Regions from separate parts of the Mus musculus genome. Here regions 2 and 3 are each linked to region 1. The links are chromatin contacts, found by Hi-C or POLR2A ChIA-PET in ENCODE. All regions are on one chromosome and are shown on one strand. The core of a region is the stretch at or near the end of the contact, and the rest is flanking DNA. Distances in the headings are between cores, read along the strand shown. Region 1 holds the start of Prrc2c (proline-rich coiled-coil 2C). Region 2 holds the start of Eef1aknmt (EEF1A lysine and N-terminal methyltransferase). Region 3 holds the start of Vamp4 (vesicle-associated membrane protein 4).

Region 1 (3,223 bases), core at 326-2,825:
TAGCTATACCAGAGTCCATAAATCATTCTAACAAAATCTCTTTCTATATATACATAGAGATTCATTCTATAAATTCTGTTACTCTAGAGAACCCTAATGCACAACTCTTAGAAACTCATGAATTAATATTCTGTTTGTACATGTCAGTCTCATAACCAGGTAGATGTCAGCATATTTGATTGTTGGAGGGATCCTGCATTGCTCAAGAAAGATACTTCAAGTCCAGGATACAGAAGACTGGTTCTAATGGATTGTGGGAAAATAACCAAGGTGTTTTCTTGGTGAAAAGACAGGCCTCTCTCTGTCCTGTTCTATCAATCAGCAAATTATGTCTCATTTTGGAAGGTCTCTGAAGGGGCTAAGGGTTATAGTTCAGTTGGATTAGCACTTGCCTAACATGTTGAAGGCAAGCCCCAGATTCGAGCCCCAGAAATGCAAAGCAAACAAAATCTAAAACAAATGATCACAAATGTCAATTGGGGAAGAAGTTACTTGTGGTTACTGCGCTATTATTTTATGGTTGTTCTAACGTTGTGGTATCACCCCATGAATACATGCCAGTTGCAAGCGGAGGAGTTTACTCAGACCAGGACAAGAATCTTTGGATTTATTATACACTATAGATATCTCATAAAGTAGAGAAATATCACATACTCGTGGATTACCTTCTTTCCGTTGGGGAAAGGAAGACCAAACCTAGAGACTTGCATATATGTGACAAGATACTACGCGGCACTGAGGTACATGCTCAGCCCCCAGGTAGAATATTATCATTTTCCTTCCTCACTTCGGGTACTGCCTTGTCTCTACTATACACTTACCTAGTAAACATCTGCATGAATGACTCTTTTTTTTTTTTTTTTTTTTTTTTTGGCTTTCGAGACAGGGTTTCTCTGTATAGCCATGGCTGTCCTGGAACTCACTTTGTAGACCAGGCTGGCCTTGAACTCAGAAATCCACCTGCCTCTGCCTCCCAAGTGCTGGGATTAAAGGCGTACACCACCACGGCCCGGCCTGCATGAGTGACTCTTAACTGTTAGTTTTCTCTGTTAGGTAGTTGTTCCAAGAGGTAAACATTGCCAGAGGAGTCAGAAATAAACAGTGCCTTATTTTACACCAAAATTACAAATGCCGAAGGTGGCCTCAGCAAAGCACGCCAGTCGCTTTTGTCCCTAACACTTGGATTATTTTTTTCACTCCGAGGTAACTTCGGTCTTCTCAAATTGCCACCACACCATGGCCCCTCACTTTGCCCCCCCCCCCCCCCTAAGAACATTCGGTCAAAGCGCAGGTTGTAAACGTTTATGTTCCTCCATCAGTTGTTGTCAATGCACGGAGACAAACCAAGTCGTGATTCCTCACGGAGGGCTCAAGGTTTTTGGAATCTTCCCAGGTGGAAAAGCTTTGTCTCCGAAATGGCTCTGCTTGACGAACTCCCTCCTTCCAGTAGGAGGTAGCGTTGCCCTCCGCCGCAGTCGAGAAGCGGCGGAGGCTGTCACGTGACCCCGCAGCCTCAACCCCTCCACCCCCCCCGGGGCGGTCTTGCGGAGATTTGCCTTACGTACGCAACGTCATGACGTAGCACGTAGGGGCTGGCTAGCCGCCATCTTGCTTCTTTTTCTCGCTCGCTCTCACCCTCTCAGGAGGTAGCGAAAGTGCTTTGGCGGTTTGTACGGCGGTGGCTCGGGCTTTCGGGACCGAGCGGCCCTGCGGACGGTCTCTCGAGGCAATCTCCCCTCCCCTGACCCTGATCCGTCCGGGGCGAGCCCCTTGGAAGCGCGCAGACTTGGTTCTCAACCCTGGCGGGTAAGGAGAGCGAGGGCGTCCGGACCGTGAAGAGGCCCGATGGAGGAGGGAGGGAAGGCACGGGCGCTGGAGCCAGGCCTGGGGGCCCGCGGCGTCTCTCCCTGGGCTCCCGGCGTCGTGCTGTCCGCGGAGATCCGGAGCAGGGCTCGTCGCCCATGTGCGCGGCGTGTGCTGCGGCGGGGCGGCCCTGCGATGGCCGAGGGAGCCTCCGCCCGCGCGGGGCCTGCGCGCGCCGTTTTTCCACGGCGTGGAGGACGGTGCCCGTGGCGGCTCCGAGCGCTCTTAGTGCCTGCGGATGCTCCTGTGGTGATGGCTGGCGTTTGCAGCCAGCGGTGTGTAGTCCAGGGCGGTCGTAGAGGCTCTACCAGGACCCAGGACCAACGAACCCCACTTCCGCTGGGGACAAGCTGAACAACTTCTTGGAGGATTTGAGTAGTCTTTTCCTCCCTCTAGGCCGCTCCAGCCCGGCATTTGTGGGAATACGGCTCGGCTGCTGCCTGATTTTCAGAGAGAGCGTTTAGTATTACTGGTTGCTAGAGTAGAGACCCTAGTTAAGACCGAAGAAAAATAGCATGGGAGCCAGTGAGGACTCTTGCTTGATTTTGCATATAAGGACCGCTCTGATCTCTTTAAAGGGGATGTATATTTGTTTGAAGTGTGTTCAAGATCTTTGGGGTGGGGGGATCCAACTTGCCTAGTAATTCCTGACTCTTAAAACTACCCGGATTTCCGCATTGGCTGGTCTTCAACCTCGGTTCATAAATTCATACCCCAGCAGGATACTTAGAATTGTACAGTAGGCGGCCCTCCTGTTAGGGTTTCTCTTTGGGAATGCACCAGAAGAATCGGAAGATGCTTGCTTCATCGAGTGCTCAGGAGTCAATTCCCGCTAATAGACGTTACAGAGAGGGTGGTATGAAGCGGCCACCACGTCTGACCTCTAGCATTTTTTAAAAGTAGATTTAAGCTTCCATGTTGGTCATTAAGATGCTGCTTTGGCTGGAGCCATTTTTAGGTGTGTGTCACAGATGCACTGCAGCATCTTTTCTGGCTGGCTCCAAATGCATTGATTCTCCAAAAATTAGAAATAGATTGAGTTTGCATATAGAAAAGAAGTTTTTATATGATTTTTCTGGGATGAATTTGTCATAATAAGCTTTTGGGTTTTTTTGGGGGGGGTGTCTGTAGGTGTGTGTGAAGAACATAGAATGCTGGCTGATCTCTCATTACTTAACCTCTAACTGTATGCTCTCAAGACCTTTATATACATTATCCTTTTTGATCCTAGTCTTTGAGGAAGGAGCTCTTATACTTGGTTTACAGATGAGGACAAGATATTTGAGAGATCGAAGTAATTTGATCAAGGTCACAAATTTGTAGTGGTGCTGTAGTCAAAGCCATACTTTCTAAACCCAGA
Region 2 (3,223 bases), core at 285-2,784, 190 kb after region 1:
CCCTGGCTGTCCTGGACTCGCTTTGTAGACCAGACTGACCTCGAACTTAAGAGATCCACCTGCTTCTGTTTCCCAAGTGCTGGTATTAAAGGCATGGCACCACACCTGGCATAAATAAATAAGTCTTAAAAAAATACTGTGTGTTTTATTTAGAGAGAAAGGTCACGGAGTTGAGGAGGTGGGGAAGAGCTGAGACAAGTCGGGAAAGAAGAAACCACTACCAGATTATATCATATGAAACTTTTTAAAAATAAAAACAAGTCCAATAGACGATTCTGTAATGTTTGAAGATGACTTTAAAACTTATGTCTACTCTAACTGTTCCGTGTCTGTGCTAGCACTGTGTGTATAGGCTGTGAAAAAGAATCTCTGGAAAGGAGCTGTGTCCTCAAAGGCTCATTGATTTCAACGTCAATGATGTGAAGCCGTTGAAAGGTTGCATGCAGTTCCAGAGCCAAATTTTCCTAGAACATCTTCCGGTCCTTTAGTAGTTATTTAGTACTTGGCAACATCTTTTGTGACCCTTAGGTAAGACCTTTGGAAAGTATGAAGAGACCTCTAGGTTTTCTTGTGGTTGCAATCATCTTACAATATACTCACCAATGTATTTGTAAGTGTCCCGTTTTACTACTTTCTGTGTTGTTACTATAAAAGTTCATGCAATTGCTACCTCATGGGAACATGGTATTTGAGGAAGCTAAATCTGTGTTCCTGGGCTATGGCCAGTCATATCTGGGCTCCATCTCTTATTCCTTTAACGCGAGAGCTGTTTCTTTCATCGTCTCTTCAAAACAGCTCTTCACTAGGAACTTCCTTGGGATATTTTCATAAAACGATCATTTAAAAGGATGGTATTGTTCATCAGACACATAAACTATGTCTTTACAACTGTCATCAGAATGACAATTTAAGGACTCCAATGATAAAATGAGCATCTTCATAATGAATGGTTACTGTGTTTTGAGAGGCAGGGAAGGGAGGCACTTCGGTTAAGTCTCCTGATATTCACCGTTGTTACTGTATTAATAGCAGGGCTCTGTATTTTGGAGTAGAAAAAGCAGTCATTTTCCTCTGAATTGACCAAGAACGGTGGCAAAGTGATTCCGGGAAGAGGAGATGAGCTCACATTTTCCTGAGGAAGGGGTTTCTAGCTGAGACTCCTGCTCCTGCGCAGGTCAGCTCCCGTTGCCCCTCGCGCTCTCAGCTGGGGATAGAGCGCAGCTCACAGAGGCTGCGCGCGCAGCCCCGCCCGGTTCCACGAAGCAAGCCTCTTCTGCCCGGAGTCCCGCAGGAAGTCCCGCCCGCTCCGCCTGCCCAATCACGAGACCTCTTACCCGGATATGGTTTCTAGGTTCTGAGTGTAGCTGCGGGAGTGTGTGGCTGCTGCACGTGGGGCGCGGACCGAGGGTGAAGAAAAACAAGGGGGGCGGCAGCGGCGCGTGGCCAGCTCAGTGGTTCGTCCGCGCGTCTGCTGCACAGGGCCCGGTTCGGTTGGGTTTTGCGTGCAGAACAAATCTATGGTGCCTGTAGTGGCTAAGATTCCCGCCGCTGCTGCCTCCCGGTGCTTCCCGGGGTGATCTGTCACCAGGAGCAGTGTCGAAGACGCCGCTCACGGTGGGAACATGAATCTCCTACCTAAAAGCTCCAAGGAGTTTGGCTCTGCCGACTACTGGGAGAAGTTCTTCCAGCAGCGAGGGAAGACAGCTTTCGAGTGGTATGGGACCTATCTGGAGCTGTGCGAGGTGCTGCACAAATACATAAAGCCCAAGGAAAAGGTATGGCGTGCAGCCAGTCCCTTGTGGGGACTGAAGATAGCAATCCTAAGTTTAGGAGGCAGGAGGCAGGCAGGCGTGGGGACCCCACTCAGATCTATCATTTTAGGATTCTGCCCAGCATCTTGGCTAAGTGGCAACCTTAAAGATAGCCATTTAAAAGTAAAGATTTTCAGTTAAAACTTCATCCTTAACCCGTTTTGGAATAGTGGCTTCGTCAGTAGACTGAAAGGGTGTTGTGTCACTGTGCACACGTGTGGAATAGGTAGCGTCGTGGGACTTTATTGGTGTATATGTTTATTAAGTCACTGCCGAGTGCTCATCAAATTTCAGGCTTTGTGCCCAGCCCTCAAGCTACAGGAGCAGGAAGCCACAAACACAAGTTAAATTCCAAGTTAAATAGGTGTGGACGAGTTGGAGCTTCGGTAGGGAAGGAGACTTAAGGTCTGCTATGCTCGGGCCTTTTATCTCAACAAATTCAGGCGGGTAGTTGTGCACTTATTTTTTTCAAGTGACTGTTGGAGGCCATGCATGTAGTAGGTGGTCAAATAGAGATTTAAAAGCAGGTCTGTCTGGCTCCAGGGCATATCACTTCTCATGGAACTATGCTTTGCCCTCTAGAGACGGTGACAACAGAATTTTTGAAAGATGAATGGAGGAATGTGCCACAAAGAGAAACAACAATTCGTATTTTTAAGTTTGGCTTCAAGTAGTAAATAGCATGAGATAGACTCTGGGATGGGAGCAGGCTCCAAATCCTCACAAACTAGTTTGTTGTCTGAGGAAATAGGAAGTATGAGCAGTTAGAAACAGTTCTGTCACTCAGCCTATATTTTTAACGGTTTAAAAAAACAAAAACAAAAATGAGGATGCAACTGGTGTTTTGGATTTTGTAACTTCCTACAAACTTCAAGACAAAGATTTCCTTATTTTATTATGTAGATGTGTGTTTGCCTGCCTGAGTTTCTGTGCATCATGTGAGTACAGGAAGTTTGTGGAGGCCAGAAGAGGCTACCAAATTCTCTGGAAATGGAGTTATAGGCTGTGCTAAGAACTGAACTTGGGTCCTTTGCAAGAGCAATAGTTCTAACCTACTGAACCGTCCCTCAGGCTGCACACAAGTTTTGAATAGCGCACATCACACAGCCTGTTCTCACATGACCTTTATTGTGGCATAATACTGTTTGGATTAGTGATTTTCTCCCACGTGTGTCTAGCTTTTGACATTGTAAGAAGAGGTTGTCATCTACAAGGCCTGAGAACCATGCAATCAAGTAATAGAAAAAAAAATTATCAATGCCCCCCTCCCAAAAAAAAAAAAACCCACAATATTTTAAGAATATTTACAGTTTGGTTTTGCAGGCATGACTATGCTAGACCGTGGATTGTGCACACCTGCATTGCTAGTTTCAAGATGGTGTCTAGAGTTAACTTGAGTGCTTCTTTCTACT
Region 3 (3,223 bases), core at 189-2,688, 170 kb after region 1:
ACAGATATTGATCTTAGCTAACAGCAAAAGCTGATCTTAGCCAACAGGAGAGAGGGATCAAGCAAATTCACAAAATGTCTTTACACGGTATGACACTAAAACGTAATGAGGAGTAAACCTCTTATTCAAGTTCTAAAATCCAAGCTATCAGTTTGAGGAAGGAAGCAAACTCAGGCTAGACAAATAAACAAACCACCAGCAAATCAGCAGATAGATAAACGAGCTACCCTGGAACTACCCGCAACTAATGATATTTACAGATTAAAAATAAGTAGCGTAAATAAACTGTACTCAGAAATCAGAGTTGACTCCATTCTGCCTACAGTTCCTCCTACCAAAAATATTCTTGTCGTTAACGTGTCTACGTAGTAAGAGTCATCGTGATGTCTTTCCACGTCGTGGATGGAACACCACACGGTTCACTGAAGTGTCAACATCGCACGACTCTTACGTGTACTTCCCCGCTTGCTCAAATCTCTCGTATGCATCTTCTGTAGTACGTTCTCTATTCCGTGGCTTTACATGTAACGCACTTCTAACCTGTTGTTTAATCTACACTGGCTTTTTACCTCGACAAAACAAGCTCTATTTCATTTCGCTAAAAAAGCTCGAATCTGGCTGGGCACGGCTTTCCTTTGCTCAGCCTCCATCCCCCTCGCCAGTTCTTCCTCATTTCTCATCTGCAGTCTCGGCTGGTAACAGTTCCACGCAAATCGTGACTGGAAATCTTACTCGCAAAACCTGTTACGTGTAAGGATTCACCTCCACCCCCGGGTCATTCTAAGCACAGCGGGGATGCGCGCTTTCTCCGAACCCCCGAGGAAGGACCTCAGGCGAGCCTCTCTGGCCAATTCCTCGGCTCCCTTCGCCGCCGCCACCCCAGGCCACGCACCCCGACATCTGCTCGGAACTCTGGCCCCCGACTCCCCGTACAGGTGCCCCCTCGGGAACAGCTCTCCCCCTGGAGGGCAACTCGATCTCAAAGCTCCTCGGCCGCCCCAGCCCCTCCCCAGTCCTCGCGCCCCTTCCTCAGGACACCCCGGGCCCCCGGCCTTCCCCACTCGCGACCCGACCCTCGCGCAGGCCGGTTCCCAGCCCCAGCGGACGTTGGGGGCGGTAGGCAGGGGCGTCGCCTGGCTTCCTGCCTGCTCAGGCGCGCCGGGGCGGGATACCTGCGGTCTCCGATGGGCTCCCGGCAGCAGTCCCTGCTGGCAGCGCAGGGCAGGCGGGGGAGGGAGCGGGAAGCGGAGGAAGAAGGGTGGGAGGGGGAAGGCCGAAGGCGCAGAGCCGCCACCGCTCCGCTCTGCTGCAGCGCCCCCGCTCATCGAGCGACTCGGCGCTCCGCCGCCTGGCGCTGGGCAGAGGGGGCGGGCTCAGGCGAGGGAGATCGAGCCGCTCGGTACTCCGAGTCCTGGAGAGGGCGCAAGGGGGCAGGCTCAGGCAACGGAGATCGAGCGTCTCGGCGCTCCGGGTCTTGTCTTCTGGCGGAGGGGACATGTTCAGGCAATGGAGACCCTGAGCGGGTCGATCGCTTCCGTCTTTCTTGAACCCGGGAGAATCCCCCGGGGTTGTGACGTTCAGATCCGATGGAGGAGCACGTGGGTTGTACATGGGATGAGTAGGGAACGCTGAGAAGTCTTTCAACTGGAGCTGAAAGGGTGACTAGGATGTAGGTCCCGTAGAAGATGCTACTTTGCGGGCTGTCTGAGGGACCTGAGTAAAAGGGGCCGCATGTGATAAAATATCTGTCTGATACCATTTACAAAATTGCTGAGGGTTACTCAGTTTCATTCCTTTTGCTTGTAGCCTAAATGGCAGGATCCAAACATAGGGATTCAGGCGGGAAACCACCCTTACATTGCCATTCTGCCAATAATTCATCTCCTTTACAGTCTCTGCTTGACATATTTATTTAAAGAAGTCTGGCGTTGATAGACTTAGTCCAAAACTGTAGAAATGTGTATTTCTTTTCTTTTTTTTTTTAATTTATCCTCCTCCAAGTCTTTTAAGCTTAATGGTTATTAGTCCTTTGTTAAGAGTTTTTAAACTGTGGGGAAATATATTGCCAGTTATTTGATAGACACAAAAATAAGAAAAGATGCTCAGGGACAAGAAAACAAACCGGAGGAGGAAAATTCCAGGAGAAAGCCCTCTTTCACCCGATCTTTAGTTAGGGTTGCTGTTGGGCTCACTGGTTGAGAGTTTTCTCCTCACAACTTGGCTGACTTGGACTGAAATGGCCTGCCCAGATAGAAGGTATCTTAGTCTGTGTCTCTGGCAGGGCATGGTAGTGAGATTATCACGGAGTCACTAGACAGCCCAGAGGTGGTCTTTTGTTTGTTTGTTTCTATTTATTTAATGTTTTTAAAAGATTTATTATGTGTATGGGTGTTTTTGGCTGCATGCATATATGTGCATACACTACTATGTGTATGCCTGATGCTCTTAAAGATCAGATGAGGACTTCAAATCCCCTGGGACTGGAGTTACAGGCTGTTGCAAGCTGCCATGTGGGTGCTAGGAATTGAACCTGGGTCGTTAACAAGAAGGATAAGTGCCTTTTCTCACTGAGCCGTCTCTCCAGCCCCTTCAGTTGATGATTTTATCCGTATATTTGCTTACTATGCCGAACTTCCTTGCCTTGTTTCCTTAGCTAGTTAATGTCCTTGTCTGTTAACAGCATAAGGAAATACGATAGTAGAGCTACAATGGACATGTCATTCATACATGCCTTATTATTCTTATGAGTAATCTGTTATTTTTCTTTGTATTTAGTCATAATGCCTTAATTTGGCTACTTATTTTGATTGCTTTTGGGCCAGGAACATATGCCCCCACTCTTCTTTAGTAATGTGGGAGAGACCCTTTGACTATCACTAGCATTTGTGAAAACTTAGGAAATGTGATTTCTATGGTCAGCGTGAGTATCTGTCTTATTTAGTGTTCTATTGCTGTGAAGAGACACTGTAACCACAGCAACCTTTATAAAAGAAATCATTTCACTGAGGCTAGCTTACAGTTCTGAGGTTTAGTCCATTATCAGCATGGCGGCATCAGGCAGACATGGTGCTGGAGAGGAGCTGAGAGTTCTATTTCTGGATCTGCAGGCAGCAGGCAAAAGAGACACTGGGCCTGGCTTGAACATTTGAAACCCCAAAGCCCACCCCAAGTGACACAGTTCCTCCAACAAGACCACATTTATTCCAACAAGAGCACACTTCCT

Evidence for each region. A loop is a pair of places that touch in the nucleus more often than their neighbours do. ChIA-PET counts read pairs that join two places held with the same protein, here RNA polymerase II (POLR2A).
Region 2: a loop to region 1 is called in a map of heart, with 2.9 times the contacts of the local background. The contact joins the promoter of Eef1aknmt here to the promoter of Prrc2c in region 1. A Hi-C loop is called at or near these places in 2 of 37 maps with a recorded cell type or tissue (both heart). POLR2A ChIA-PET finds 5 or more read pairs at or near these places in 1 of 5 experiments (Patski).
Region 3: a loop to region 1 is called in a map of heart, with 9 times the contacts of the local background. The contact joins the promoter of Vamp4 here to the promoter of Prrc2c in region 1. A Hi-C loop is called at or near these places in 1 of 37 maps with a recorded cell type or tissue (heart). POLR2A ChIA-PET finds 5 or more read pairs at or near these places in 1 of 5 experiments (embryonic stem cell).

The regions. Positions count from the first base shown.
Region 1 is chr1:162,738,908-162,742,130 of GRCm38, reverse strand. It overlaps Prrc2c (proline-rich coiled-coil 2C), which reads left to right and starts at 1,575. Exons shown (of 35, transcript NM_001081290.1): 1 at 1,575-1,806.
Region 2 is chr1:162,546,656-162,549,878 of GRCm38, reverse strand. Eef1aknmt (EEF1A lysine and N-terminal methyltransferase) reads left to right here and starts at 1,534. Exons shown (of 8, transcript NM_144877.1): 1 at 1,534-1,775. The coding sequence starts at 1,623.
Region 3 is chr1:162,568,730-162,571,952 of GRCm38, reverse strand. Vamp4 (vesicle-associated membrane protein 4) reads right to left here and starts at 1,438. Exons shown (of 8, transcript NM_001356527.1): 1 at 1,173-1,438.